2 separate regions of the Homo sapiens genome follow, and region 2 is linked to region 1. Evidence: chromatin loops called from intact Hi-C (ENCODE). Cell type or tissue: Calu3. All regions are shown on one strand. Links, peaks and the distances in the headings refer to the core of each region. The heading gives the core; the rest is flanking DNA.

The links. Hi-C counts contacts between places; a loop is a spot of excess contacts. Peaks named below come from ENCODE experiments on the same cell type or tissue, not always from the same donor. Only the 100,000 strongest peaks of a DNase experiment are listed, where the experiment ranks them.
Region 2: it touches region 1 in a loop (2.2-fold over the local background); 3 of 110 quality-filtered maps call a loop at or near these places.

The regions. Positions count from the first base shown.
Region 1 is chr6:21,748,880-21,764,543 of GRCh38, forward strand. All of the region lies in intron 2 of CASC15 (cancer susceptibility 15), which reads left to right. It overlaps LOC124901274 (a long non-coding RNA gene), which reads left to right and starts at 5,821. Exons shown (of 2, transcript XR_007059492.1): 1 at 5,821-5,937; 2 at 6,049-6,760. In Calu3, for the core only: no CTCF peak of the experiment used is centred there; DNase peaks (open chromatin) are centred at 6,202 and 8,742.
Region 2 is chr6:21,816,350-21,832,013 of GRCh38, forward strand. All of the region lies in intron 4 of CASC15 (cancer susceptibility 15), which reads left to right. It overlaps LOC105374970 (a long non-coding RNA gene), which reads right to left and starts at 12,034. Exons shown (of 3, transcript XR_926573.4): 1 at 11,946-12,034; 2 at 9,898-10,041; 3 at 9,431-9,519. In Calu3, for the core only: no CTCF peak of the experiment used is centred there; a DNase peak (open chromatin) is centred at 9,892.

The DNA of each region.
Region 1 (15,664 bases), core at 4,289-9,288:
TACTCTTTACCATTTGATATTGACAGACCATAAAATTCTTATGGAACCTGCTCAGTAGTGACTTATAAAGAATTATCTTGTTAATAAACTCAGCATCATTTGGAATTCAAGTTTAATTAAAATGGAAAAGTAAATGATGATGTAAAGATTTTTCCTCATTTAAACTTGTATCCTTTTATTGCCTCTCTGTCTTTTCTCTAAATTCAAAGATAGATTTTATTTGACACCCATTTTTGCAAGGTGCATTTTTACAGAATCTGTTGTAGGACTTCTTCTCATTAGCTTTTAAATTATTATTATTTTTAAATTAGAGAAGGAGTTGTGAGATAGAGTCTGAGAGAGGTAAAAATGAAAAATCTATGTTATCCAGGGATTTTAGTTTTTGGGATGCTGTTTAAAGATAATGATTGTTTATGGACTCTTTAAAGATGTTTTCTCATAAGAGTTGCCAAGTAACAGATTAGTTATCTGAGGGTGGTTTGAAAGACCTTTTGAAATTGCCTGGGTGACAATACTACCTTATGGTACTTATAAAGCTCCTTTGAAGTTGGCCTTTTATATTAGAAAACCAGAAAATATTTTTCTTTTATTAAACAGAAAACAATACATGGTTCAGAGGTTAGTATTTTTTTTTTTTAGAAAAAATTACATTGGTTATTTTTGTGATTGACTCCAATTTTTTTTTTAAATCTTTCAGCCTTTGTGGGCTACTGGATTTTTCTAAATTAAGGTTCTTAGTATAATACGTTTGGCTGCTCTTGTAAACTATAGTTACGAGGTACATACTGTTATACCTCGAAATTTGAGGCCCTCTTCTTTTTTCTCTTCTGTTTCAGACACTGTGGTACAAAACCTGCAGCCCCCAAGCTTGGTTAAGAGAATTTTGGATTGAAATAAATATTGTAGGGCATGCGGCATTCCTGCACAACCCTTGTTATACACAGTCACACTGAAAGAACAGGTTAAATGGAAGGGGCTGTCAGGGGTCAGGGCTAGAAACTCACAGAGGCAGATATTGCAGTTTGGATAAGCAGGAGTTTATGAGAGTCCTCTTCAGTCCAAGCTTATCTGAGCTCACAAAGGAGATTTACGGTCTGTTGCTCTGCAAAAGCTATTTGGGCAGGCACTTTTCTTCCCAACTAGCTTTTAAGTGCTCCTGGGGCCCTCAAGCCTATTCACTTAGGCCTCTCAGATTATGAATACATAAACCTTAATGATTTTGGAGTCCCAAAGGAAGACATATTAACTGGTACATCATCAAAACATGATGCTGCTAATAGAATGGACAAATACATCGTAGGGCATCACAAATTCACCCGTTTTCTAGTAGTGACTATAATAATAAGTTTTTGCAACCCGTAAAGAACATTTATTCTGTTCTAGCATTGATAGGATGACTGATATTGATTATAAATTTATATTCAAATAGTGGAACCAGTTGTTTGATAGACATAACCTCTGAGACCAGCAGTAATGATTTTAGTTTTTAATGGTTTGACAAAATATACAAGGCATTTGATGAATACACAAGTTGGTTATTTCAAGCATCTTGGAGCTTCAGTCTTCCCATATTCAATAGTGATGTAGACCATGCAGTCTGTTCCCCCTTTACAGGTATAATTTGTCTTTCAAAATAAAAATTGTGATTGTGATTGTTACTAACACATTGTGTCTCTTAATATTCTTTAAATACTTCAATCTTTTCAAGCAACGTTTGGCATAACCTGAATTCCACTCAAAATCCCTCAGGAGAGAATAGAAACTGTCATATGAAATTGGTTATAATAGGATTTAACCTATAGAGTTCTGATTCTTTCTTCCCTTCAATTTTTATCAAGTATTTAATTGCCCACTGGATGATTTATTTTAGAATTGGCCTACTTTTTTTTTTTTTTTTTTTTTTGGCTTCAGTGCCTGTGGGCAAATGTAAATTTGCAGCTGAATTAGCAAACCAGGGATCTCTGTGTAACTTAATAACCACAACAGGGAATCAAGTAACTGATTTCCCTCTTTTTCTAGATTGGCCATGTGTGTAAGGTGGTAGAACTAGAATTAGGAGATAAGGGGGGGTTATGAGGAAATGATTAATTTCAAATTGTTTTATTAATACAAAAAGAATGTACATTTATTGCGGAAAATACAGAAAAGTAAAAAGAAGAAAAGAAAATCCATTATTCTTCCACTCAGAGAAGTTATGTGAATGTTTTGATATCTTTTATTTCAATCTTTTACTTTTTTGAAATATTTTATGCATAAAAAGTGTACATACATTTCTGAAATAGACAGCAATAAAAGGCTGACCCATGCGTCTGCCATCCAGCATAGAACAGTCTCAATTCTGTTTTATCTTTCAATTATTCCTCCTCACCCGTACCTCAGATACAACTTTTCCCTTTTCAATTAAAGTTAATTTCTCCAAAATAAAATGTAATTTTGATAATTTCAAACACGTTTAGTCTCTTAGCATATTTTACATAAGTCAGCATCCTGACATTTTTGTTTTCCATTTTCTTGTGTTCCTTCATGATTTCGCCATATATGTGTCCCTAACTAATAATTGCTTTATTTTGCATGTTTTAAAGCTTCAAATACATGAAACTGTACTGTGTTTCTTCTATCGCCTTTTTAAAAATTAACGTTATATGTTTTGTGATGTGCGCAACTTTATACATTTATTTTCATTGCTGTATAGTACTACTGTGTATGAATGTACCTCAGTTTATCCATTTCCTGTCAGTGTACTTGTGGGTTTTGTTTTGTAGCAGATTCTGTCAGTTCCTCACCCACGTCTTTTAGCTGTTTCGTGATGCACTCATCAACCTCCAGATGCATTATCTGCATCTGTGTCTAAGCGCTCTCCTCTCCATCCCAACTACAGAAAGCCTTGCACATCACAGAAAGCCAGGAGTGCCCCTGGGGGCAGGTCTCAACCAATGACTCTGGGGAGTTGGGGTGTAAATACCGCAGCTCCCTTGGATAATTGCAGTTCCCCTAGTTTCTCTATGAGACGATGCCCCAGTGACTCACACAGTAGTTGGTTTAATGGTACACCGTTTATTGGCTGCCTTTTCTTCCCTGTCTTACTCCCCCATACCCCTACCAGTTTTTTTTGTTTATTTTTTTCTTCTAAATAAACTTAATTTTTGTCTTAGGGTCTGCTTCTGAGAGGAGCTAAACTAAGTCAAGTAGTTTGCAGTTTGGGTCATTGCAAATAATACTGCTGTGGACATTCTTGTATCCTGGTACACAGAGCAACTGGTACACAGTTTTTCTGGGATATATTCCCAAGGAGAATAACTGGATTACAGGGCATGCATATATTCCACTTCCTGAGTTGGTGCAGGCTTGTTTTTCAAGGTGGTTGGGACAAACATTCATGAGTAATGAGTAAAATATTCCTATCATTCAACACCATTGCAAACTTACCTTTGGTATTGTGTTTAGCATAGTTTCTTTTAATTTGTATTTCTGGATACTTAATGAGATTGTACATCTTTACATATATTATTGGCCATTTCTATGCAAATGAATATTTGCATTTGTCACTTCTTCTATGGTCTGTATTTTTTTTTTTTTTTTTTGAGATGAGGTCTCACTATGTTGCCCAGGATGGTCTGTTCTTGGGCTCAAGTGATCCTCCTGCCTTAGCCTTCTTAGTAGCTGGGACCACAGGCATGTGCCATTGTGTCTGGCTGTAATTTGCTTTTTTGTAGGAGCTCTTTATAAATTCTAGGTAGTAGCATTTTATGTGTCTTTTAGACATTCTCTCCAAGTTTGTGGCTTGTCAGCTCCCTTTCTTTATGAGTCATTTTTAATGAACAAACATGAAGTCAAAGCACTTAGTTTTTTTTTTTTTGAGACGGAGTCCCTCTCTGTCACCTAGGCTGGAGTGCAATGGTGCGATCTCGGCTCACTGCAACCTCCGCCTCCTGGGTTCAAGTGATTCTCCTGCCTCAGCCTCCTGAGTAGCTGGGATTATAGGTGCCTGCCACTATGCCCAGCTAATTTTTGTATTTTTAGTAGAGATGGGGTTTCACCATGTTAGTCAGGGTGGTCTTGAACTCCTGACCTCAGGTGATCCACCCGCCTCTGCCTCCCAAAGTGTTGGGATTACAGGCGTGAGCCACCACGCCCGGCACAGCACTTAGTCTTTCACAATTAAATGTGATGCTACTTGTAAGTTTTTTAGCAGTCCTTTTAACTGTAATGTTTGGATCATTTGCATTTAATGCAATTATCCAGATGGTTGGGTTTGAAATCCATTATTTTATTATTTCCTTTCTTTTTGAGAAGTGCTGGGATTACAGGTGTGAGCCACCATGCTTAGCCTATTTTATTATTTCTTTTCTCTTTTCTTTCTCCCACACACTCCTCCTCCTCCTGTTGCATTTAATACTTCATACACAGAAGCAGAACTCCAGTACATTTACATGTTAGCAGTGTTTTGTCCTGTGGACAAGGAGAGGATTCCTTCCTATATTGGAATTGCCAGCTGTGTAGTAGATAACTGGAATAAAGTGTTTCTGATGGAATGTGTTTGGATATCACTCATGTAGGAAAAGCATAGGAGCGTGCGTTTGTAATTCTGAACACATTCAGTGGGTGGCTTTGTTTGCTAATAAGGTGGTTCTTGAAATGCCACAGAAGTGGACAAATATGTTAGAAAGTCTGAAATACTTGAACATGATACCTACCTTTGAGGACTAAGTGAGACAAGTGATGAGTCGAGGCGATATCAAGGCGATAGGGGAACATCTGTGGTAGCTCACTGGGCCTATGATCGCATTCTTCTCAGGTCAGAAGTCCCATGCGAGAGACCCAAAGCCACAGCTCGCTTCATTCCTCTGACGAAGGCAAGCTTGCTGCTCAGCTCTCCTACGTTAATCTGCCAATAAGTTCTGCAAAACTCACTTGGTTTTTTAAAAAACTAATTGAACTCACACGAAAGCTTTATCAGTCAACCCTTAAGTCTTGCTGCCTTAAACAGATCAGTGTAAAAGGAGTTTTTGTAATGTTTATAGAATGAGGTTGTGTGAGGTCACTGAAATGGTGTTTGTTTTTCTTGCAGCTATTTCAGTGGCAGTTATACAAAGCTTGATATGCTTTGTTTGGGAATGTGTGATACTGTAAGCATGCCATTTTTGGTCTGTGCTAACTGAAGCAACATTTTACCCTGTGTGTAGATAGTGTGGTGTATAATCATTCCTGTGATTTTAATAACAGAATTATAATATGTGAGACCTCAAATGGGTGTTAGACATCATCCAACTTCCTCACCACAGAAAAATATATAGGCAGGAAGAAATTTTAAAAACTCGTTTCATCATGCCAGCTAGGAAATTTTGGTAGATTATGTAAAATAGAGATTCACCCACAAAATGTAATAGTAAAGTTTCAAGAATGAGAATGGCAGACGAAGTTTTAGGAGAATGTCTGTTGCTCAAGTGAGGCATTCAGTAGAAAGTAGTGGAAAATTGGTTGGGGGTCATACATCTAAGCTTAGGAGCATTATATGCAATCTTACAATATTCTCAAGGCCAAATCTCATGCATATCTTTATGCAGCCCCTGTCAGAGACTGCGTTTAAGAAAGAAGATACTTTAAAAAAATGGTTAAAATGGTTTTTTTTTTTTTTTTTTGGAGACAGAATCTCGAAGTCTTGGAGTCTCACTCTGTTGCCCAGGCTGGAGTACAGTGGCGTAATCTTGGATCACTGCAACCTCTGCCTCCCGGGTTCAAGTGATTCTTCTACCTCAGCCTCCTAAGTAGCTGGGATTACAGGTGTGTTCCACTACGTCTAGCTAATTCTTGTATTTTTAGTATTGACAGGGTTTCACTATGTTTGTCAGGCTAGTCGTGAACTCCTGACCTTGTGATCCGCCAGGCCTCCCAAAGTGCTGGGATTACAGACATGAGCCACCACACCCGGCCAAAATGGTAAATTTTTATGTTATGTATATTTTGCTACAATTAAACAAAAGCAAATGCAAATAAAGACAAAGGAGGCTGTGGATTTTCACCATTTTTTTTCTTGTTTTTTGTGTAAAGGGGAAGGCAGTTACCAACCCCTGTGGACAGGAATCGCTTTTGAAGGTAGGGCTGAGGTGATCATCAACCAAGTTGTAAAGATCAAAACTGACCAGCCTGCCGGAGACTACCTAACCCTGTTCCTGTTTCTGCCGTATCAAGTGAGGACTTTCTGTTCCCTCTGGCGATGCTACTCTGTGTGACTCATGATTCCACGTAGGCTTGAAGGAATGGTCTTTATTCAGTGCCTGTTAGGTGTGAAGCAAGGTATTAGAAATTGTATATACATTATCACATTGATGTATCACAATCATCTGCTGGAGGTGGTATTATCCCTAATTTTTAGACAAAAAAAGTGAGATTCTGAGAGGGAAAGTGTAGTCTCCAAGCTCACACGTGTAGCAGTTCAGAGAATTCAAACCCAGATCTCTGTTTTTGAACTCCTTGACCTTGTCTTTATAATGTCATTGCCTCAAATTTTGTATCCACCCAAGCTAAATGGAAGGAAGAATTTAGTACCTTAGACTTGGTATATTGTTTTTCAGGGGAAATAAGTATAAGAAATAGGATTTCGTTTGGCATGGAGTATTTCATTCATATATGAGATTTTTAGTGGGAACCCACTTGGTGCTAGACGTTGTTTGTAGGCATTGGTGAGCCATATCTCTGTGCAAGACAGGCGTAGTCCTTGCTCTCAGGGAATAATAAATTATGCCATAGCTGTGTAAACCCACTTCGTCTGCATGCAGAAATTTATTTGAAACTGAATTAAGGACAACAATCAAGCTTTTAACTATTTCTCTGTTACTTTCATCACCATCAGCTGTGGTCCGGTTTAGCGGAAGCAAAATAGACAAATTCAGTAAAATGTCTTTCTGTGGAGAACTCCCAAAATGAATACGCTGAGCCGGGCACGGTGGCTCATGCCTGTATTCCCAGCACTTTGGGAGGCCGAAGCCGGCTGATCACGAGGTCAGCAGTTCGAGACCAGCCTGGCCAACATGGTGAAACCCCATCTCTACTAAAAATACAAAAATTAGCCAGGTGTGGTGGCACGCACCTGTAATCCCAGCTACTCGGAAGGCTGGGGCAGGAGAATCTCTTGAACCCGGGAGGCAGAGGTTGCAGTGAACTGAGATCGTGCCACTGAACTCCAGCCTGGGCGACAGGGTGAGACTCCGTCTCAAAAAATAAATAAATAAAAATAAAAATAAATACACTGAGTCTCATGATCTGAGAGAGTTAATGTTCTGTAAAGTTGCTGTGAACACTGAATTAGCAAATACTGAACCATTGCTCCTAGGGAAAATACAGGGTTAGGTTCCTGAGAGCCTCTGGCTGCAAGATTTTCATCAATGAACACATATGCTTATTTTATGTGTTTTATTTAGCATGTATTTTATTTAATATGTTTTATTTGTATTTTAAAATATATTTACATTTAGATTTGATACATATATTTAATATATGTGTAATTTAATGTATATTATTGGTTCATTAACATTAAACTCATGGCTAATAGTGCTACAACTCATGCCTAAGTGAAGCTTAGCAAACACGTGCCTTTTCTCTGCAAGGTACATCACAGACTTCTTGCGCTTAGTAACACTAGATATTAATAGCATTTCAGCCCTCCATCTGGGGGGCATTGCAAACAGTGAAATCACCAACAAAAAGCATAAAAATGCAAAGAACATGGCATTAAAAATGACACTTGTTTACATGATTGAAGCTGAAACAAGAAGGCAGCGTGTCACCTTGTTCAGCGTCAGCTGGGAATGTGTGTTGGGCAACTTAGAACTTTCACTGCTCTGTGCATGTTTGAGAAAGCAGGAAAGCACCATGCATATTGATTTTGGGGTTACACGTAAATTTCTGCAAGTTAGGTGAATTTGCAAATACAGAATCTGTAAACAGTAAGGTTTGACTCTATTAATGTCAATAATAAAACATAATGAGAAAAATATGAGATATTGCAATACACAGAATTCAAATAGGGCAATGGGAAGGTGCCTGGGGCGGGTGCTACAGATTGGGAGGTCAGCTGAGGTGTCTCTGAAGAGGTTTCATCTAAACTGAGATCTGGATTACAAGGAGGAGCCTGTCCTGTGAAGATCAGGGGGAAGGGCATTTGAGGTGGGAGTGAGTACAGGCAGGGCAAAGGCTCCAAGACAGAATGAGTTTGGTGTGAGGAAACCCAAAGAGACCACTGTGGCTGCCAGAAATGGAGAGCTTTGGAGGCAAGTACAGGCCTGGTCACTAGGGCCTTGTCGGCTGGAGTGGGGGTAAGGATTTGTGCTCAGTGAGTGATTCTTGCTATATTTCTCCGTAAATGTTGCGGCATTTTTTTCATTTTCCCTGCCACACTTCCTAAGTGGAGGTGTTGCTTTTTACTTCTTTGCTCTTTTTTGGTGTCCTAGACACAGTAGCCCCTATATGTGCTGAGTGACACCAAGCTTTCGGCTTCTGGTGCTGTAACCTTTCCTTCCTTCTGTGACCATTGTGAATGAGGATGGAGTATGAATGGGTGATATCATGAGAGAGAGTCTGCATTGTATTGTATTGGTGTGGTGGGGGTGCTGAGGGGTAGGGAAGCAGGAAGAGGCAATGTGTACAGGAATAAAAGTTACTTAAATGCTCCAGGTCTGAGTTTTCTTAGTTGATGATTAGCTATGTCTATCAGGAAACAAAGGGTCGTCACCCAGGCTGGAGTGCAATGGCGCAATCTCGGCTCACTGCAACCTCCGCCTCCCAGGTGATTCTCCTGCGTCAGCCTCCCGAGTAGCTGGGATTACAGGCGCATGCCACCGCACCCGGCTAATTTTTTTGTATTTTTAGTAGAGACAGGGTTTCACCCTGTTGACCAGGCTGGTCTCGAACTCCTGACCTCAGGTGATCCACTCACCTCGGCCTCCCAAAGTGCCGGAATTACAGGCATGAGCCACTGTGCCCGTCCTGGTCCTTGATAATTCTTTTCTTTTTTTTTTTTTTTGAGACGGAGTCTCACTCTGTTGCCCAGGCTGGAGTGCAGTGGCACAGTCTTGGCTCACTGCAAGCTCCGCCTCCCGGGTTCACGCTATTATCCTGCCTCAGCCTCCTGCGTAGCTGGGACTACAGGCGCCCGCCACCATGCCCGGCTAATTTTTTTGTTTTTTTGTTTTTTTTTTTTTAGTAGAGATAGGGTTTCACCTTGTTAGCCAAGATGGTCTCGATCTCCTGACCTCGTGATCCGCCCACCTCGGCCTCCCAAAGTGCTGGGATTACAGGCGTGAGCCACCGCGCCCGGCAATTCTATTTTTTTTTTTTTTTTTTTTTTTTAAGACGGAGTCTCATTCTGTCGCCCAGGCTGGAGTGTAGTGGCGCAATCTCGGCTCACGGCAAGCTCCTCCCGGGTTCACGCCATTCCACTGCCTCAGTCTCCCAGGTAGCTGGGACTACAGGCGCCCACCACCACGCCCGGCTAATTTTTTTGTATTTTTTTTTTAGGAGAGACGGGGTTTCACCGTGTTAGCCAGGATGGTCTCAATCTCCTGACCTCGTGATCCGCCCACCTCGGCCTCCCAAAGTGCTGGGATTACAGGCGTGAGCCACCATGCCTGGTCCTATATTCCTTTTCATTCCTGTCGAGGTAAGCTTTTAGTAAATGGATTTCATTCCACCCTTTCCTTCTGGTAAGAAGCAAGGACTGAGGATGATAGAACTTGTAAATGTTTGAATTTCATAGTACACGGTTTATGTGTTGGATTTGTCAGGTGTCCTTCAGCGTTATTTGGTGAAGGTGGGCAAATTAAATTTGCCTTTTTCAATATCCTCTGAATTTTTAATGAGCTGCTATATGTCTTGTCACTTTTTCTGCCCATAGCTATTGTTTTCAGCATAACTGTGTTCTGTAATTCTTTTTTCTCTGCAATAGTAATTTATTTATTTTACTTTTCAAGATGGCTTCCATTTGTGTTATGCAAGTTTTAGATTTTGTACAATATAGAGTGTATAAGACACCTTTTTTTTTTTTTTAAACTGAAGAGCTATGGAATCTAGTATACCCAGTGATATAGCTATGACACATTTATCTAAGAAGGAATATGTTACCACAAAGACAGTTTCTTTCTTTTGGAGAAATTTTCAAATGCATCAGTGCTTTAAAAAAATCACCATTTTGGTATCCATATGTGAGGGTGAGTGATTTTTTCAGAGAGAAAAAATGTGTTCCAAATAGATATCAGTTGATTTCTTTAATCGTAAGTTTTATATTAATGCGTCTTTTTTTTTTTTTTTTTTTTTTTTTTTTGAGACGGCCAGGCCAGAGTGCAATGCCGCGATCTTGGCTCACTGCAACCTCCGCCTCCCGTGTTAAAGAGATTCTCCTGTCTCAGCCTCCTGAGTAGCTGGGGTTACAGGCATGCGCCACCACGCCCGGCTAATTTTGTATTTTTAGTAGAGACAGGGTTTCTCCATGTTGGTCATGCTGGTCTCGAACTCCCAACCTCAGGTGATCCGCTTGCCTCGGCCTCTGAAAGTGCCGGGATTACTGGTGTGAGCCACTGCACCCGGCCTATGAGCCTTTTTAAAAATAAACAAGCTGACTGTTTTTACCAAACGCTATGAAAATACAATTATAAGCTATTCTGTCAATTAGGAATTAGAGGTTCTTAGACCATAGCTCTGAGAGCACACTAAGTCCTCATGCTAAAATTTATTTTAAACATAATTAAGAACAGAGGTGGTTTTAAACCACTTCCCTGCTAACTTTTTTTTTTTTAGACAGGGTCTTATTACTCTGTTGCCCAGGCTGGATGCAATGGTGCGCTCATAGCTCACTGCAGCCTCAAATTCCCTGGTTCAAGCAATCTTCCTGCCTCCGTCTCCTGAGTAGCTGGGACTACAGGCACACACCCCCATACCCAGCTAATTTTTTTGATATCTAGTAAAGACAGGATCTTGCTATGTTGCCTAGGCTGGTCTTGAGCTCCTGGGGTCAAAGGATCCTTCTGTCTCGGCCTCGCAAAGAGCTGGGATTACAGGTATGAGCCACCACGCCCGGTACTTCTAGTTTTTGACATCATCAACTATGGTTGAGTTATGCAGAATCAGATAATAGACTAATTTAGCAAATAATCTTTTTAAAAATTACTTTTAGAGAACTCTAAAAATGTAGGTACTTTAAAATATTTTACTCTAGTCAAAATTTTCTCTTTTGGCACAAACACTATAATTTCCAAAATCAAGGTTTTGGAAAACCTTGATTGTTTTGTACCTTGGTTTTCAACTCCAGAAGAAAAAGTCTAGTCCCTGCTAAAACAAGAATCAGCAAGTTGATGAGCTGGGTGTCTTTGTAAACAACTCCACACTTTCAGGATTAAGAAAACAAGTCTCATATGCTGGGCATAGCTTGGGATCGTGGACTAGATAGGAAACTGTGGCTTTAGCCTTGCCACACTGCCACACACTACCTGCTGAACACAACACAACAATTTAGATTGAGAAAATGTGAATACACCTCCAGTGACTGGAAATACATCTCAATATACAAGTAACTTTATAAGCACATGCGAAGTTTATTATCTTTATGTGCATGAAAGCTTCTGTTATCAGTTTATCAAATATTACATCTTTGACAAAAATGCGTATACATTTGTCACTATGATAGTAAGGCATGCAAACTGCACTAGTACGGAGTTGTTTTGGTTTTGCTTTTTTAGAAAACTCTGATGTTCAGGTGGGGGTGATTTGCGACCTTATAGCAAATGCACAAAGAAAAATCACATGTAGCTTTTAGGAGTTTCAGTTTGGGGATCTAAAGGAGCCTACTTAAAAGGAGGTTGCGTGGAGCTAAATTAATCCTTATTTTTATATTATACACACATATTCATGATAGGAACATGTCTATCTCAGTGACAACATCTCTTGCCACACTCATATTTATATCATATCTTTATCCTTCCTGCTGTATGTCCCAGAATGCAATTGTTGACCTCACTTTTTTTATTAAATTTTTTAAAATTTAATTTTTACTTTTTTTTTCCTCTGTGACTCTAGCCAAGGAAAATCAAGCTAATTAACATGTACATTACTGAGAGGTGACAGCGTGCTGGCGGCCCTCACAGCCCTCGCTAGCTCTCGGCGCCTCCTCTGCCTGGGCTCCCACTTTGGCGGCACTTGAGGAGCCCTTCAGCCCGCCGCTGCACTGTGGGAGCCCTTTCCTGGCCTGGCTGAGGCCAGAGCCGGCCCTCTCAGCTCGCGGGGAGGTGTGGAGGGAGAGGCGCGGGCAGGAACTGGAGCTGCGTGCGGTGCTTGCGGGCCAGCGCGAGTTCCAGGTGGGTGTGGGCTCGGCGGGCCCTGCACTTGGAGCGCCTGACCGGCCCTGGGGCCCCGGGCAATGAGGGACTTAGCACCCGGGCCAGCGGCTGTGGAGGGTGTGCTGGGTCCCCCAGCAGTGCCAGCCCACCAGCGCTGTGCTTGATTTCTCACCGGGCCTTAGCTGCCTCCCCGTGGGGCAGGGCTCGGGACATGCAGCCCGCTATGACTGAGCCTATCCCCCCACTCCCCGTGGGCTCCTGTGCCGCCCGAGCCTCCCCGACGAACGCTGCTCCCGGCTCCACGGCGCCCAGTCCCATCGACCACCCAAGGGCTGAGGAGTGCGGGCCCACGGCACTGGGACTGGCAGGCAGCTCCACCTGTGGCCCGGTGCGGGATCCACTGGGTGAAGCCAGCTGGGCTCCTGACTGGTGAGGACTTGGAGAACCTTTATGTCTAGCTAGGGGATTGTAAATATACCAATCGGCACTCCGCATCTAGCTCAAAGTTTGTAAACACACCAATCAGCACCCTGTGTCTAGCTCAGGGTTTGTGAATGCACCAATCCACACTCTATATCTAGCTACTCTGGTGGGGACTTGGAGAACCTTTGTGTCCATTCTCTGTATCTAGCTAATCTAGTGGGGTCGTGGAGAACCTTTGTGTCTAGCTCAGGGATTGTAAACGCACCAATCAGCACCCTGTGAAAACAGACCACTCGGCTCTCTGTAAAATGGACCAATCAGCAGGATGTGGGTGGGGCCAGATAAGAGAATAAAAGCAGGCTGCCCGAGCCAGTAGTGGCAATCTTCTCGGGTCCCGTTCCACAATGTGGAGGCTTTGTTCTTTAGCTCCACAATGTGGAAGCTTTGTTCTTTAGCTCTTTGCAATAAATCTTGCTACTGCTCACTCTTTTGGTCTACACTGCTTTTATGGGCTGTAACACTTACTGCAAAGGTCGGCAGCTTCACTCCTGAGCCAGTGAGAACACGAACCCACCGGGAGGAACGAACAACTCCAGATGCGCCGCCTTAAGAACTGTAACACTTACCGTGAAGGTCCACAGTTTCACTCCTGAGCCAGTGAGACCACGAACCCCACCAGGAGGAAGAAATTCCGAACACACCCGAACGTCAGAAGGAGCAAACTCCGGACATGCTGCCTTTAAGAACTGTGAAGCTTACCGCGAGGGTCCGCGGCTTCGTTCTTGAAGTCAGTGAGACCAAGAACCCACCAATTCCGGACATATTACCTCACATAGTTAACTTTTTGGGGAGTGAAAACATTTATTTAAAAAGATTTGGCCGAGCTCGGTGGCTCACGCCTGTAATCCCAGCACTTTTGGAGGCAGAGGTGGGTGGATCACGAGGTTAGGAGATGGAGACCATCCTGGCTGACATGGTGAAACCTCGTCTCTACTAAAAATACAAAAAATTAGCCGGGCTTGGTGGGGGGCGACGGTAGTCCCAGCTACTGTGGAGGCTGAGGCAGGAGAATGGCGTGAACCCGGGAGGCGGAGCTTGCAGTGAGCCGAAATAGCGCCATTGCACTCCAGCCTGGGCCAGATCTCATTTTCAAATGGTATGGTGTGCCCTCATTTATTTTTTTTCATTCATTCATTCATTCATTCATTCATTCATTCATGATGTTTTGGCTGAATGCCTGGTATGTGTGGTAAGGAGAGAAAGGAAAAAAGCAAGTCATAATTGCTTCATTCAGAAACTATGGAACCCGGATTCGAATGGGGAGACAACTCTTGGATACTTGTAGAGTTAAGAATAAAAGTTTAGGATTCAGGGCCAGAATAATAACAGTAACAGTTAATTCGACAGGAATTTCTCAAAAGGGGTACTCAGGGTGAGGAGGCACTTTCAGGGAGTAAGGTATAACTTAGGTTCATCCTGGAATGATGGGTAGGAATCAATAGCTAGAAGCGAGGTAGCATTAAAACTGAATTCTGGCAGAATGCTGCAGTTTCGTATAAGAAAAGACTTGTTTTAAATAAAATACTTCACAGAAGGTAGGCAGACATTAGAAGTAAGATTCTTTTTCTTCTTTTTTTTTTCAAGATAGAGTCCCACTCTGTCACCCAGGCTGGAGTGCAGTGGCATGATCTGGGCTCACTGCAACCTCCGCCTCCCAGATTCAAGCAATTCTCGTGCTTCAGTCTCCCACCTGCTTGGACTGCAGGTGCCACCACGACTGGCTTTTTTTTTTTTTTTAAGTTGGAGTCTCACTCTGTTGACCAGGCTGGAGTGCAATGGCAGGATCTCGGCTCACTAAACTCTGCCTCCCGGGGTGGTTCAAGAGATTCTCATGCCTCAGTCTCCCAAGTAGCTGGGACTATAGGTGCATGCCACCATGCCTGGCTGATTTTTGTATTTTTAGTGGAGACGGGGTTTTGCCACGTTGGCCAGGCTGGTCTCGAACTCCTGACCTCAGATGATCTGCCCACTTCGGCCTCCCAAACTGCTGGGATTCGGGCATGAGCCATCTTGCCCGGCCTAATTTTTGTAGTTTTAGTAGAGACAGTGTTTCCCCATGTTGGCCAGGCTGGTCTTGAACTCCTGAGCTCAAGTGATCCGCCCACCTTAGCTTCCCAAAGTGCTGGGATTACAGTTGTGAGCCACTGCACCTGGCCCAAGGTTTTTTTTTTTGAAGTAAAATTATTTTATATATATATGTGTGTGTGTGTGTGTTTAATTAGAGAAAGAAGTAAAGAAGGAATGATCAATGATGTTGGTATAGTGTAAAATGATCCAGCATAATTTATTCACTAAATATTGGCAAAAGATTATATATTAGCTTTTCAGATGGGTGGTTATTGTTCTGATAATGATGAATAAGTGTCTAAAAATTGTTGCCTAGTAAGAGCAAAAATAGGAATAACAGGAATTTTTTTTTTTTTTTTTTTGAGACGGAGGCTCACTCTGTCGCCCAGGCTGGAGTGCAGTGGCACCATCTTGGCTCGCAGCAGCCTCCACCTTCCTGGTTTAAATGATTCTCCTGCCTCAGCCTCCAGAGTAGCTGGGATTACAGGTGCCCACCATCACGCCGGCTAATTTTTGTACATTTAGTGGAGATGGGGTTTTACCATGTTGGCCAGGCTGGTCTTGTACTCCTGACCTCAGGTGATCTGCCTACCTCAGCCTCCCAAAGTGTTGGGATTACAGGCATTAGCCACCTCGCACAACAATAATATGCATTTTTAAGATCCTGTAAATATTTTATTTGTTCTAGCCAACACCTTTATTGAAAAGAAACACTTTTTCTACTTTAGTGACAATTTGTCATGTTAGACATGCAAATCTGATAGATGACAGGAGAAATAAAGGTTGTCCAT
Region 2 (15,664 bases), core at 6,767-11,766, 70 kb after region 1:
CAGTTGTTGGCCCCCTTGCTGAATAAAGCTTGGTAGCCTAAGGAGGAAGGGATTTCTGAATAGATTTTCAGCCCTGAAAAAATGCTGAGTTTTAAAAATAAACATTCATGGTGTAATGTACTCTTTTACCTCCTGCGAACGGGCATATGCTTTTCAAAAATGTAGTTACAGTCAAGGGCATTTAGAGGTGTTTGTAAAGAGGAGGGGGAGAGAGAGAAAGAAAGAGGGAAAAAAAGATTCTTTTGTTTCTCCTCCTAGTTTGTGGCCATGGCACAGTGTGATTTGAATACTCCAATTCTTATCATATATAAACTTTGTGTTGGGAAGGAATGGCTCAAATTGCTTCAAGATTTACACAGGGTTTTTTGTTTTTGTTTTTTTTTTGAGATGGCGTTTCACTCTCGTCGCCCAGGCTGGAGTGCAATGGCGCGATCTCGGCTCACTGCAACCTCTGCCTCCCGGGTTCAAGCGATTCTCCTGCCCCAGCCTCCGAGTAGCTGGGATTACAGGCGACCGCCACCATGCCTGGCTAATTTTTTGTATTTTTAGTAGAGATGTGGTTTTACCATGTTGGGCAGGCTGGTTTCGAACTCCTGACCTCAGGTGATCCCCCTGCCTCAGCCTCTCAAAATGCTAGGATTACAGGTGTGAACCACTGCACCCGGCCAGTTTTTTGTTGTTGTTGTTTTGAGACAGAGTCTTGCCCTGTTGCCCAGGCTGGAGTGCAGTGGTGCAATCTCAGCTCACTGCAACCTCATCTCCTGGGTTCAAGCGATTCTCCTGCCTCAGCCTCCCGAGTGGCTGGGATTATACGCACGTGCCACCATGCCTGGCTGATTTTTGTGTTTTTAGCAGAGACGGGGTTTCACCATATTGGCCAGGCTGGTCTCAAACTCCTAACTTCGTGGTCTGCCTGCCTCGGCCTCCCAAAGTGCTGAGATTACAGGTGTGAGCCACTGTGCCCGGCCAGTTTTTGTTTTTTAAACCAATGTTTATACAAGAAGAGTTTGGAACTTATTCATGAATAAAGTCATTCTTTGGCCTGTTGTGTAGCAACAAGGAGTGCTGGATTTTATGGAAGATGGCTTGTGGTACTGAAGTATCAGGAGAAGGAATGAATAAGGGTGAAGATTCAAACTGGTAGTAACATCTAGAAGCAAACTAGGAGAAAATTATTTCACGAAGGGAAGGATGTGACTATTGATGGGAAGGCTGTAGCCACCAATCTGAGAATACTTTAAAACAAAAACAGAGATAGAGCCTGGCATGAGCAGTTTAGGATCAAAATGAACAGTAGGCCCTAGAAATTTGTAACATTGATGTTATCTTCTCTATGAATCGTTGGTGGGGTCAAGAAATAATTTTCATCAGCGTCTTGACTTGTGTGGCCAATTAAGCAAACGTGTGTCTGCAGTGTAAGCCTGTTAAGTGGAAAAGGTTGGGCCTACTGGGTATAATTGTAATTGAGAACAGCCCATCATCTCTCTTTTAATTTTACGAAAATAAATGCATATTCTAAGTAGAATAAAATCATGGTTAAGAAAAGAAAAATGTTACATCTGTATCAGTATGTGGATTTCATAGGATTTTTTTCCTTCTTCTGTGGGACCTGAGATTCATTTGAAGTAACCTTGGCAGAAAGACCTTAGTTAGTCAGACTCTAAAGGATATTTTGAGCTGGAATATAAAAAGCACATGTAATAATTAATGTAACAGCAGCTAAAAGTGCCTGAGGTCAGTAGTTGCTACATCTATATTGCATGTAAACAAAGTGTTAGCCAAAACTACTTTCAGAGAGCCCTAATTACGTCTGTTTTAATTTAATTTAGTTTGATTTAATGATACTTTTTATATGAATTTGCTTCATGGTTACTCTGTTGAATTTCCTTTCCCTGAGAAGAACCCATAAGAGATTTTTTTCCCCCAAATGATTTAGTTTGGTGACTTTGGATACAGCCAAAGCATTGTATCTTACGGCATAGCATCTTCAAGTGGAAGAATGTACCAGATATAAAGTCAGTAATTTAAGATGAATTAAAATTTTGTTTAGTTTTTAAAATATGAGATTTACATACAATGAAGTACAAATATCTTATTGGTGTATTTGTGTGTGTATGTGTGTTTTGTTTTTGTTTGTTTGTTTTTTGAGATGGAGTTTTGCTCTTGTTGCCCAGGCTGGAGTACAATGGCGCGATCTTGGCTCACTGCAACTTCTGCCTCCCGGGCTCAAGCGATTCTCCTGCCTCAGTCTCCTGAGTAGCTGGGATTACAGGCACCCATCACTACACCTGGCTAATTTTTTGTATTTTTAGTACAGTGGGGTTTCACGATGTTGGCCAGGCTGGTCTCGAACCCCTGACCTCAGGTGATCCACCTGCCTTGGCCTCCCAAAGTGCTGGGATTACGGGCGTGAGCCACCGCCCCAGCCAGTGCATTCCTTGAGTTTTGACACATGCATATCCTTGTGTCCCTGGGACTCCTATCATAATATGGAACATTGCCATCACCTAGCTAGTTTTTTCTTGCTCCATCCCGTCAACCACTGCCTTACCACCTCCAAGGGCAACCTGTTTTGTGTTGTTTTGTTTTGTTTTTCTTCCCCATTGTCCATTCGATTTGCCTGTTCTAGGGCTTCGTGTAAATGAAGTCTCATAATCTCTGCTCTTTTGTAAGGCTTCTTTCATGCGTAAGCTTAAATTTAATAGTTTTTCACAATGTATTTAATGGAAGCTATATCATAAGAAGTGGTGTAGAAAAAAGAGTGGTCCTGTTTCAAAGAAGAAAGAAGGTAACATTCATTGTTATTTTGAAATGGCTAAAGTTGAAAATGTTTTTTATTGATCTATTTGCTAGTTAGAATTTTAATTGTGATAATTGTAGATTTACATCAGCTGAAGAAACAATGTAGCTTTACCTGGTCTCCCCTAGTGATAACATTTAGCAAAACTGTAGTACAATATCATAACTAGGATTGATATTGATGTAATCTACCAATCTTACTCAGATTTCCATAGTTTTACCTGTACTCATTTGCGTGTGTGTGTGTGTGTGTGTGTATACTCAGTTGTGTGCAGTTTTATCACATATATAGGTTTGTATATCTACCACTACAGTAAAGATGCTGAACTGTTACAGCATGGATCCCTCCTATTGTTTTTTTGTAGCTGTACCCAGTTTCTTCTCACCAGTCTCCTATCCTTATCCCTTGGAAACTACTTATTGGGTCTCCATTTCTAATAAACTTCATATATGTAAATAGAATCATATAGTTCATAATCTTTTGGAATTGGCTTTTTTCTTTCTTTTTTTTTTTTTCGATGGGGTCTCGCTCTATCACCCAGGCTGGTGTTCAGTGGCGCTTTCTCAGCTCACTGCAACTTCGGCCCTGCCCCAGGCTCAAGCCATTCTCCTGCCTCAGCTTCCTGAGTAGCTGGGACTATGGGCACCCATCACCACACCTGGCTAATTTTTTTTTGTATTTCTAGTAAAGATGGGGTTTTGCCATGATGGCCAGGCTGGTCTCAAACTCCTGACCTCAGATGATCCACCCACCTCGGCCTTCCAAAATGTTAGGATTACAGGCGTGAGCCACCCCACCCAGCCTATTTTTTATTTTAACCATTCTGATAGATGTGAAGGAGTATCTTATTGTAGCTTTAATTTGTGTTTCCCTGAGAGCTAATGATGTCGAACATCTTTTCTTGGCCATCCATATATCATCTTTGGTGAAGTGGCTGTTCATGTCTTTTCCCCATTTTCTAATTGAAGTTTTAAAAATCTATGTTTAAAGCCGGGCGCGGTGGCTCACGCCTGTAATCCCAGCACTTTGGGAGGCTGAGGTGGGTGGATCACCTGAGGTTGGGAGTTTGAGACCAGCCTGACCAACATGGAGAAACCCTGTCTCTACTAAAAATACAAAAAAAATTTAGCCGGGTATGGTGGCACATGTCTGTAATCCCAGCTACTTGGGAGGCTGAGGTAGGAGAATTGCTTGAACCTGGGAGGCGGAGGTTGCGGTGAGCCGAGATCGTGCCATTGCACTCCAGCCTGGGTGACAAGAGCAAAACTCCATCTCAAAAAAAAAAAAAAAAAAAAAAAAAAAATCTATGTTTAAAAGAAAGATTATGCAAAGCACAACCCCAGTAGGTATCAATAACATTTGAGAAGAGTACCTCAAAAAAGATCTCACTAGACTTGAGAGATACTATTAGATAAATAAATTGAGCCAATTGATGGGTGTAGGTAGATGCTCTGCAACAAATGGGTAAAAAGAGGAACTGTCAACTTTTTGTCGATCCCACAGTTGTCTTGTCAATAGCTTGGGCTTCCAGTTGTTCCCGCTTACCCAGGTTCTGTGCTCTTCCTCTCTTCTGCCCTAGACCTTCGATTCTTTCCATTCCTTTTCTTTTTCTTTTTTTATTTTCCAAGACGGAGTTTCACTTTTGTTGCCCGGCATGAAGTACAGTGGTGCGATCTTGGCTCACTGCAACCTCCGCCTCCTGGGTTCAGGTGATTCTCCTTCTTCAGCCTCACGAGTAGCTGGGATTACAGGCGTGCACCGCCATACCCAGCTAATTTTTACATCTTTAATAGAGACGGGTTTTCACCATGTTGGTCAGGCTGGTCTTGAACTCCTGATCTCAGGTGATCCACCTGCCCCAGCCTCCCAAAGTGCTGGGATTACAGGCATGAGCCGCTGCACCCGGCTCCATTCCTTTTCTCTGCGACAAACCTGCGTGGTGATAGGTCCACTCCCTTGACTAGTTTAATTCTGAAGCTTATTGATGGATTCCTCAAACAGATCTTGTGGACCAAATTATTCTATTTTTCTGTAGAGCCTGGCGATTTGAGATAATCTATCTGCACAGTTTTGTAGTGTTTGCTTCCATCACTCAAGAGTAAGACAATATGTCAGAGTTATCTTGATGGAGGGATAAGAGAGAGATAGTTTGGAGACAGAGCAGAAAACCTTTCTAGTGTACTTGGTAATGAGTTTACTGCAGACTGACATATAGGGGACATCAGGGCATTTGCTTAGATGATGCATTTCTGTCCAAGTAATAGGGTGCACAGGAGCCCAAGGCTTAAAGACAAAATAACCTGTATTTGTGTCCTTGTTCTGCCCTTACTTAGTGACACTGGGCAGATTACCTAACCTCTCTGAGCCTCCACTTAATTAAAATGTAGTGATACTTCCCATACTACCCACCACAGTGGGTTACTGCAAAGATCAAATGGGATAATGTAATGCACTTGTCAGTGATAAAGCTCTATACAAATGTAGAGAGTATGTTTGTAATAATTATATTCCTCCTCTCCACAAAAGCAAACACAACCTGGAAGAGAAACAGGCATTTTCATAGAATGAGGTCAAATGATCACTATAAGTTTCTTGAAGGAGAGGAAAACCCTGAAGCATTATTGTTTTCTTTTTTTCTTTTCTTTTCTTTTCTTTTTTTTTTTTTTGAGGTAGAGTCTCACTCTGTCACCCAAGCTGGAGTGCAATGGCATGGTCTCACCTCACTGCAACCTCTGCCTCCTGGGTTCAAGTGGTTCTCCCACCTCAGCCTCCCTAGTAGCTGGGACTACAGGCGTCTGCCACCACACTTGGCTAATTTTTGTATTTTTTTTTTTTTTTTAGTAGAGATGGGGTTTCACTATGTTGGCCGCGCTGGTCTCGAACTCCTGACCTCGTGATCCACCTGCCTTGGCCTCCCGAAGTGCTGGGATTACAAGCCTGAGCCACCGCGCCCGGCACATTATTGTTTTCTTAGATGTGATTTTAATTTTGTTTGCTAGGCAATAAACTGCTGAAATAATTAACCAGCAATAATTGCTCTTCAGTTAGGCTCTAATATGACCACTGAGCAGAGCATCTAAGAGACTTAAAATTGAGTTACTTTAGGTGTATACCATTCTTACCCATTTAAATTGTAGTTTTAAAGGTGGGTTATGAGTTGGCTTGCCAGTCAAAGCCTTGCTTGGGGTCGTATTTCTCTGTACTTTCATCTTTAATCATCAGCTAGATTAGTCTTCTGGTTGAGTATAGAAGCCAGAGAGACCTAGGTTTATACAAGGAGTGCTATTAACTGTGTGTGACCTTGGACCAAAGATTAGATCCCTCTCTTTATCAGTAATATGAATTCAAGTGAAATTGTTAATTTACCACCTACACTGTCAAATTATTTGGATATCTGCCTTTAAGTAGTAATGTTACAATATATAGTACACACAAGAGAATTGGTATCCTTGTCTGTAAATTGAGAAGTTCACAGAAAAGGTTGATGAAGGTCTGATCAGGGGCGAAATTGTTTTGTTCTAAAATATATCATTGGTAGCAAGCAGTTTAGGTTTGGATGAAACCAAAAGCCAGTTCGCATGTGTGTAGTTCTATACCCCAGGTCTTAGTTTGGGCAATGTACTTTTGTGACTTAGGATAATTATAAGGTCTCAAGGCTACTGTGAGGATCAGATGATACTAACTGTATGAGAAAACGCTTTGGAAATTGTAATGTTCTGTGCAAACTTTGTTGTCAGTTGTATAGACCACAGTGGAGGAGGTGGTGGTAGTAGAAAGGAAAGGATGTGTTTGTCAAGCTTGAAAACTTGTGTTTAGGAATATTTTCAGCTAGTTACTGGGCAGTGCTTGTAAAAAAAATTCTTAAAAATTTCCTTCTAGCGGGGTGCAGTGGCTCACACCTATAATCCCAGCACTTTGGGAGGCTGAGGTGGGCGGATCACCAGGTTAGGAGATCGAGACCATCCTGGCTAACACCATGAAATCCCGTCTCTCCAAAAAAATATAAAAAATTAGCCAGGCGTGATAGTGCATGCCTGTAATCCCAGCTATTCGGGAGGCTGAGGCAGGAGAATCTCTTGAACGCAGGAGGCAGAGGTTGCGGTGGGCCGAGATCACTCCATCGCACTCCAGCCTGGGTGACAGAGCGAGACTCCTTCTCAAAAAAAATTAAAAAAAAAAAAAATTCCTTCTAGACTGCATGGATCTCACACTACTCCACTCTTGGAACACACAGCCATGAATTGAATCACTGTCTACTTTACATTTTAGCAATTCAGTTTTATATGGTGACATTTACAAAATTGTCCCTTAAATCTGGGAGAGCCAATGCAATGACTTCAGATAGCACAATGGGGAGAATCTTAATGGAAACCCAGCCAATGATTAGATTAGGTGACAGGAAGGGGGTCAAATGGATTAGGGGAAAATGAGGAAGGAAGTGAGTTGAGTCATTATGCTTTTACTTACAGTATATTTTTACAATTGATTCTGTGGGTAGTATGTTGTTTAATTCATTACAGCTTTCAAGGACCAATTTTAGATTAAAAGCATGAATGATTGAAGCTCTAACCAAACTCTAATCCTAGATACTAGAAACCGATGACTTTTTAATGTCTTTTAATCTGAAATAGATTATGGCTTTTCTGTAGCTTTGGACTGTTCAAATGTTTATTTCCTTTAAAATACCAACAGCTTACTTCACCCTCTTTGCAAACTTCTAAAGGGGTTGCTTCCTGCCGTTTAATATAGGATATTGACTTTCTAAAGAGTGTGCATGTTTTAAAGAGACTTACATTAGAAATTTGATGTCTGAAGCTTGTCACTCTTTTATTAAGAATTTAAACATTGTATCTGATTACAATTACAACGCATAACCTTTGTAAAACCTTATTACTTATGTTTATCTTACTTGCATCCAATGATATGTCAATTACTATATTCAGTCATTGCCCTGAAAAATAACTCCAAGGAATTTATTAAATGGTGCTTTTTCCTTGATTTCCACATTGCGCCCTTTGTGGCTGATTTCATGTAGCCCTTTACCTGGAAGTCAGGCTTGGGAGTGATCTTGGCCAGCTCTTGTGAGTGGGGCCAGGTGAAAGGTACATTCTTCTTTCTTTCCCTCTGCGTGCTTGGCGGCTTCTGGAGCAGGTTAGCCTCACAAGTTTCTTTTGTTCTTGCTCTAAAATTTGTGGATGTTCATTAATTCCCATGTGTTTAAGCAGCCTGCAGCTTTTTCTACTGACCCATGCGTGGTGGCCACTTTGAGAGGGAAGTTAATATTATTCTCATTTTTTGATTTAGTCTATAATTTGACTAAGTCTTCGGAGTAGATTTCTCTGTCCACCCTATTTAAAATAGCAATATTGTCCCTCCAATACTTTGTCATTCTCTGTCCCTTTTACCCTGCCTTATTTTTCTTCGGAGCGCTTAAACGTATCTGATGTTATACTAAATATTTGTTTGCTGACTGGTTTACTGTTGGCCGGTCTCCTAGAATGTAAACATTGTAGGCAACAACTTTGACTCTGTTCATTCAGAAGAGCGCTCGGCCTGGCAAATACACAAGTATTTGTTGGATTAATTAATTAATTAAATTTAATGCCATGAAACACACCAATCAAGGAGATAGATCCCCCTAAGGTTAAGCTTATTCCAAATTCTAAGTTTGGTATCTTTGAAACCTTGCTCCTTTCTCTCCGGCCTCAGTAACACTATCTTTTGTTGCATGAGAAAAAAAAAACTCCCAAAGAACATTATTTTGGGAGGAAGAGAGGCAAATGAATATGGGTGTCAGGTTATCAAGTAAATATTGGAACAATTTATAGCCTATGATTGGGAATGTTTATTTTGCTTAAATGTGTATTTGGTCTGACCTTGCAGTTAGAGTTACTCAGGAAGTTGCCTAAATGTTAATGAATGTTTATGATGTGGACTATAAGCTGAAAGCACTTAAAATATAAATATTTAAGCCATATGTTAAAAAATAACCAGAGCATTTGCAGCTATTTTGGATTGTGGAGGGAAATTGCCTGATTTATTGATAGAGCTGGGAATTTGGAGTCCTGGGTTCTAGTTCCATTCCTGCTTTTGGCAGCACTTCACAAAATGTCTATGTTTAATAAATGTTTAATAGGACAATATTAATCCTTTTAAAAATAATATCTTTGTATCGCTTAGACTTTTTTTGTGCTCCAATTTCTCCAGCTTTTTTTTTTTTTTTTGAGATGGAGTCTCACTCTGTCACCCAGGCTGGAGTGCAGTGGCAGGATCTTGGCTTACTGCAAGCTCTACCTCCCGGGTTCAAGCAATTCTCTTGCCTCAGCTTCCTGAGTAGCTGGGATTGCAGGTGCATGTCACCACGCCCGGCTAACTTTTGTATTTTTAGTAGAGACGGGATTTCACCATGTTGGCCAGGCTGGTCTCAAACCCCTGACCTCAAATGATCCACCCGCCTTGGCCTCCCAAAGTGCTGGGATTACAGGCATGAGCCACCTCACCCGGCCCCAGTTTCTCCAACTTTATTGATATTTTGTTAGCTTGCTCCTCAGGGTTTTCTTTAAACAAAAAAAAAAGCCAGAAGTTTCCCACGTGTGTGTGTGTGTGTGTGTGTGTGTGTGTGTGTGTGTGTGTGTGTGTATTTGCAGGGAGTTTGATTCCGTCTTCTCATTAGTGCCGCATTAATACATTTTTCTGCCTCACATTTGTTTAAGCTTCACCTGAAAAAACAAAGTAATGTCGTACTTAAAATAGAGTATAACTGTACCTCATGTAGTAAACGTAATTTATAAAGAACCGAACTAGATGAATTTTGATGGGGAAAAGGGAATGTTGTTTCCAATGAAGGTAACCAAAGATGAGAGCTTTGTTATCCCAAGCACAGAGGCTGGACCTGGATAAATCTTGAAAGCAAGCAACTAGGCACAAACCAGGTGCCTATCGAAAGAGGTCCCTTTACCACCATTAGTGTTATCAGGGCTTTTATGTCAAACTTCTGTCTGTACTGTGCTGGGTGAATTTTTAACTGAACAGGCTTTACAATTGGAGCAATGGGGCTAAAACCACTTCAGAATTCCAGAGGCCTTACTCAGCCCCACCTCTCAGTTGGCTCTTTCCATGCACTCATCTCTCTGCGGGGCTTTCTCGAGGTGTGGTCCTGGGACCACCGGCATCCGATCACTTGTGGCACTTGTTAAAGCTGCTAATTCCTGGTTTCGACGGTAGACCTGCTGAATCAGAAACTGTTGGGGAAGAGTCTTGAAATCTTCATTTTTAACAAGCACCTATCAGGTGATTCTTAGGCACATTAAAATTTGAGAGCCTGTGATATATTCCCAGATTAGTACTGTCACATCTCTTAAGGTGGCACTTTATTTTACTTTTATTTTTTAACTTTTATTTTTATTTATTTATTTATTTTTTTGAGACCGATCATACTCTGTCTCCAAGGCTGGAGTGCAGTGGCGCGATCTTGGCTCACTGTATCCTGAGGCGATTCTCCTGCCTCAGCTCCTTGAGTAGCTCGAACTACAGGCAGGCGCCACCATGCCTGGCTAATTTTTGTATATTTAGAGAGACAGGGTTTCGCCATATTGGCCAAGCTTGTCTCAAACTACTGACCTCAGGTGATCTGCCTGCCTTGGCCTCCCAAAATGCTGGGATTACAGGTGTGAGCCGCTGCACCCAGCTGGCACTTGATTTTATATCTTTTTCTGGACTGTGCTATGCTATGAGTGGAGGGGAGAAAACTGAAATATGGAGAAAGATCTTTGTTCTCCTCCAGCTCCAGTTCCTTAATAAAGTTCATAGGAGGAACAGAGAGCCTATACACTCATTTCTTCAATGTGCCTGCTCTTTAGCGGGATATCCTATATCTACTAGATTTTAACATACTGATTTACATAAGCAAGGAACACTTCGACAGACCATTGAGAAAATCTGTGAGCTTAGCAAGAGCACGCCACTGATGCGCGTCACCGTTGGGTGAGGATGTTATCTGGCTGACCAAGCCAGATGCGTTTAATATGCAGGGTGGGTTGGGGCTAACATTTCAGTACTGAGTGACATTGAGGACTGGTTAATGTGATTGACTGATGTGGAATCTTCTCCCACACGGTATATGGTGGGTCTTACGAGAGAGTTGGGTAAAAATAGTGTGCTAAAGGTTCAAAAATGGAACATATGTGGTCAAACCTCTGTGATACTTGTTTATGAAGACTGTAAGGGTTGGAGTTTCCTGATGTGTGAAATGCAGCCCTACTAATGTAAGGGTATAGTCTGCCTGAGTTTTTCAGGAGTGGGCTCAGGGAGGATGCTTTCAAACCCTTTCGAACAGTTAGGAATTCTGGAGCTTTCAACTAGTCATGGAAAAATTGAGTTTTGTTGTACATTGAGCACCTGTGATGAGAGGGGAAAAGGCAGTTTCATTGGTTTACTTAAGTCAGCAGAGAAGGCTGCTGTGCACAGCTTCCATTGCATCATTCAAAAAGAGAGTTTGTGTGGGAACTTTGCAAGTCAGTTTCCCTGTATGAAGTGATGGAGAGAGTGATTAAGATACTGAGCTTTCTCTGTGTTCTTGCCGTTAACCATTGCCGGTTTGTGGGAGATTAAGAAGTCGATGCGTTTTATGGAGAATTAATTTATTTTGATATAGACAGATGGACGGGTCATGAAAATTTGTTGACATACTTTACTAAACTGCTACATTAGATCAAATATTCCAAAAAAAAAAAAAAAGGGGTTTGAAGAGACCCAGTGACTTACAGGGTATGCTTTTATCACTGATGTGAGAAGACATATGAACACATTGAACTTAAAACAGTAGCAAACCCAGAGCATGGCTCAGCTGTTTGCAGACCAGCAGGGCAGACACAGCTGTGCTTATACATTATGCTTGTAGGAGCTGGGGGCTGTGCTCAGTCCTCATCTCAGAACCCACCCACGACATGTGGATGCAGGGACGTCTCACAATTTTAGAAGAGATTCACAGTTTTTCTTGGGCCCAATCCTGACTTAAATTCCTATAGCTGCTTTTGGAATATACACCTCTTCTCATTCCTGTTCAAAATTTGGATTCTCTACCTATTTTGTAGGCTTGTGGGAAGGATTAAACCAGACAATATTTATAAAGTTCCCATCCACTTACCGATGCACAATAAATTCTTGGCAAAATGAGTCCCCTCCCCTCCGTGAAAAAATAAAACGTATTGATAGAGGGAAAGGAATTTGTCCAGAGATGCAAAGCACTGGTGCTGTCAGCGGCTTTCTCAGGCTTTTTCCTTCCAGCAGTTTTCACCCGAGACAACCCCAAAGTGTCCTTTTACCTTTTAGTAGGACATGCAGTTGTGAGGGAGAGTCAGGTTTTCCTTGTTTATGCTTCCATAGTTTTTACCCTGCAGACCCTGAATATTTTTGCCCTTAGAACATAAAAAGGAGAGATAATGAAGCAGCCTGTTGTCACTAAGGAATAGAACCTTTACCTGTTGTTCCCATGACAGTGTAACAATACACAGGATCAACATGTGACAAGAATCTTTTTATTCCTTGTAAACCAAGAAACGAAAAGTCATCTTATAAGCTGAGACATTTTAAGAGAACAGGCCCATGGTGTTTTCACCCCTTTGCTCTGTTGTTTTTTGGTTTTTGTTTCCAGGATGGGTAAAGAAACAGGTTATAGAGGTTTCCTGGAACACCTGTGTGAGGATCTCCCTGGATGCTGGGTGTTGGAGAGCTAACGCTGCACAGCCTGTTGGTGGGAAGAGTGAACAGACGGTTGGTTGCATGTTGATAGGAGCTGTGGACACTCTAGTAAATACAGAGCTCTCCTTAGGGGGAAAATGCTTTAGCTTTAGATGTTTTGACTTTAGATCTTATTGCTGGGGTTTCAGACTTTTAGAGAGGCACAGCTTGACTAAGATTAGCCAAAGCAGCATCTTAATTGAACGAGTGACAGCTATTGGGACAACCAGATATAATTAACTCTGATGTTTTAGAATTCCTTTTCCATTCTTTGATTGGTTCGCTTGCGTTTTGATCCTTAATGATGTGTGCTCAGTGAATTACACTAGAAGAGAAATGTCTGTGTTTATATTCAATGTTACCAGATTATTCTTTTTGTCGAGGGCCAGGGCATTTTCACCTCATGGAAAGATGGATTGGTAAGGAACAGGCTGTACTCTGCTAAGTATGTTTTCAGTAACAGCTAGTAACATCACAAATTCAGGGTCAGAATAAACTATCACAGACTAGACAAGTATTTGTGATGTTAGGAAATGGAGTAGAGTATGCAGATGGACTCATAAGATAATTAGTAAGTGAAAATGAACTTATATCAGTCTTGAAGCAAACTCACTACCTCCTTATCTGTGTGTAGTTTTTTGCATGTGATATTCCTGACTTGGGGAATAGTTGGAAATTTACCAGATTTTCATATTGTTACTTCCTTCTAATCTCTTTATTTCTATAAATTTGGAGATGATATAAAAATATGGCCTATTACTAAGAAATCAAAAGTTATGTATTGTGCCTTTCTAGTCACTTGCTCTTTGTGTCTTCTGGGTAAGTCATTTAAATTTCCTGAACCTCAGTTTTTCTCATCTGTAAAGGGGATATGCCTACTTAGTAAATTGCTATGGGATCAAATGAGATAAATGTATGTGGAAATGCCTTTGACACTCGGAAGTTCTTTATAAATAGAATTCTGTTATGCACAGAGAATGAAAGGGCAGTCTAGAGTAAGTGAAGAACATACCTGCTGCCTTTTCAAAGTCTAACCACTTACCCCCCAAATAGGTACTTGCAAAGGAATGTTTCCTCTTCCAGGCATGCACGCCTCATATCAGTCTTCCTTTACTCATCTTATCACTGCTTCTATTATTTTGGAACCTTAGGACATTAGGTGACAGACACTGTTTTATGGAGCATACTGAAGAACTGTTTGAAAAGTATCGGCTAGGCATGGTGGCTCACGCCTGTCATCCCAGCACTTTGGGAGGCTGAGGCGGGTGGATCACTTGAGGTCAGGAGTTTGAGACCAGCCTGGACAATGTGGTGAAACCCCATCTCTACTAAAAATACAAAAATTAGCTGGGTGTGGTGGCGGGCGCCTGTAATCCCAGCTACTTGTGGGGCTGAGCCAGGAGAATTGCTTGAGCCCAGGAAGTGGAGGTTGTGGTGATCCAAGATCGTGCCACTGCACTCCAACCTGGGCAAAAGAGCAAGACTCTGTCTCAAAAAGAAAAAGAAAAGAAAAGGAAAATTATTGTGGGCTCAAATAAGACTGGGTCAGTTAGTAGAAGCAAATAGAACTCCCCTCTCCTCCCTTCCCCTCCCCTCTCCTTTCTCTTTCCTTCCCTCTCCTTCCCCTGTCCTTTCTCTCTCCTTTCCCTCTCCTCTTCCTTCTTTTTTATTGAGACAGGGTCTTGCTCTGTTACCCAGGCTGTAGTGCAGGGATGTGATCTCTGCTCACTGCAGCCTTGACCTCCCAGGCTCAAGTGATCATCCCACCTCAGCCTCCTGAGTAGCTGGGCCCACAGGTGCATACCACCATGCCCAACTAATTTTTTAAAATTATTTGTAGAGACAGGATCTTGCCGTGTTGCTCAGACTGGTCTCAAACTCCTGGGCTTAAGCAGTCCTCCTGCCTTGGCCTCTCAAAGTGGTGGGATTATAGGTGTGAGCCACGGTGCCCACTCCCTTTTTTCTTTTATGTTTTTTCTGTTTTCCTCTTCCCCCACTTTTTTGAGCATATATACTAAAATTTTGCATATCAGCCCAGATTTTGAGATCAAATTGTGGGTACAAGAATTTGGATCCATTTTATCCAAAAAATGATATTTTACATTTTATTTTCAAGATAGATGAGCTGGTTTATAAACATGTATCTAATCTATTTTTTTTTTTTGGCCTTTGAAGCTTAAGAAGTTGAATAAATATCACTATGCTTATTCTGACCTTGCACCCATTATGTTTGTTGGAATCAGGTCCTCCTGCAGTTTTATTTTCATTTTTACACCTTTTTGATCATCACCACACTGCGAGTTAGTTTAGGACGGTGATTTGAAGCAATTGCTTCTGTTGAGTTTACTTGATGATCTTCCTTGCAGACACGTCCACTTACTTATCATGTAAAAATTATTTACCTATCATACATAACGACACAATCCTTGCCATAAGTGCATGCTAAGTAAGAGATTAGCATGCTGGCATTTAGAAAGGTTCCTCCCCCTTGTTCCTTTAAATGTATTTTGTTGTTCTGTGTGGCATCAAATTTATACTTGTCCTTTTCTTTTAAAGACAAGTTGTGGGAAGGAAAAGACAAGATCATAACATTAAGATTGAATGTGTTTCTCAATCTTCGCATCCTTAACTAGTTTCTTTGATGTATTCGAGTTTGCTATAAAATGTGAGGGGAGGAAGAAAGGCAACCAGTGATAATCAAAGGGGAAGAAAGATCAGGGTAGGACTCGGTGACATTTGAGGGTAAGTTTGGGAGCTGTTGCAAGAGTTATTGCTGCCTGTGACTATTTGGCCTGGCTACATGTCAGAGCCATTAACTTCAGAATAACAGAGGCTTTAAGAGAATGTACTCTTTTAGAAAACTCCTCATTAATTTAATTTATGGAAGGGGAGGGGAGTTGAGGAGCAGGGAGCGGGAAGCATGCGGTTTCACCGGTGCCTAGAGTTTAAGTTAAAAAAGAAACAAAAAAAGTACAAAAGCTGAGAATGCTGGATTATATGAAAGATTTAAAAAAATCCCCTGCTCTGTCTCTGGTGGCCTCAGAGCCTGTCCTGCTTGAGAAGGAATTGCCTCCTCAGTGATGGCTTTTGGAGCTCAACCCCTAACATGGATCCCAGCTGGGAAAT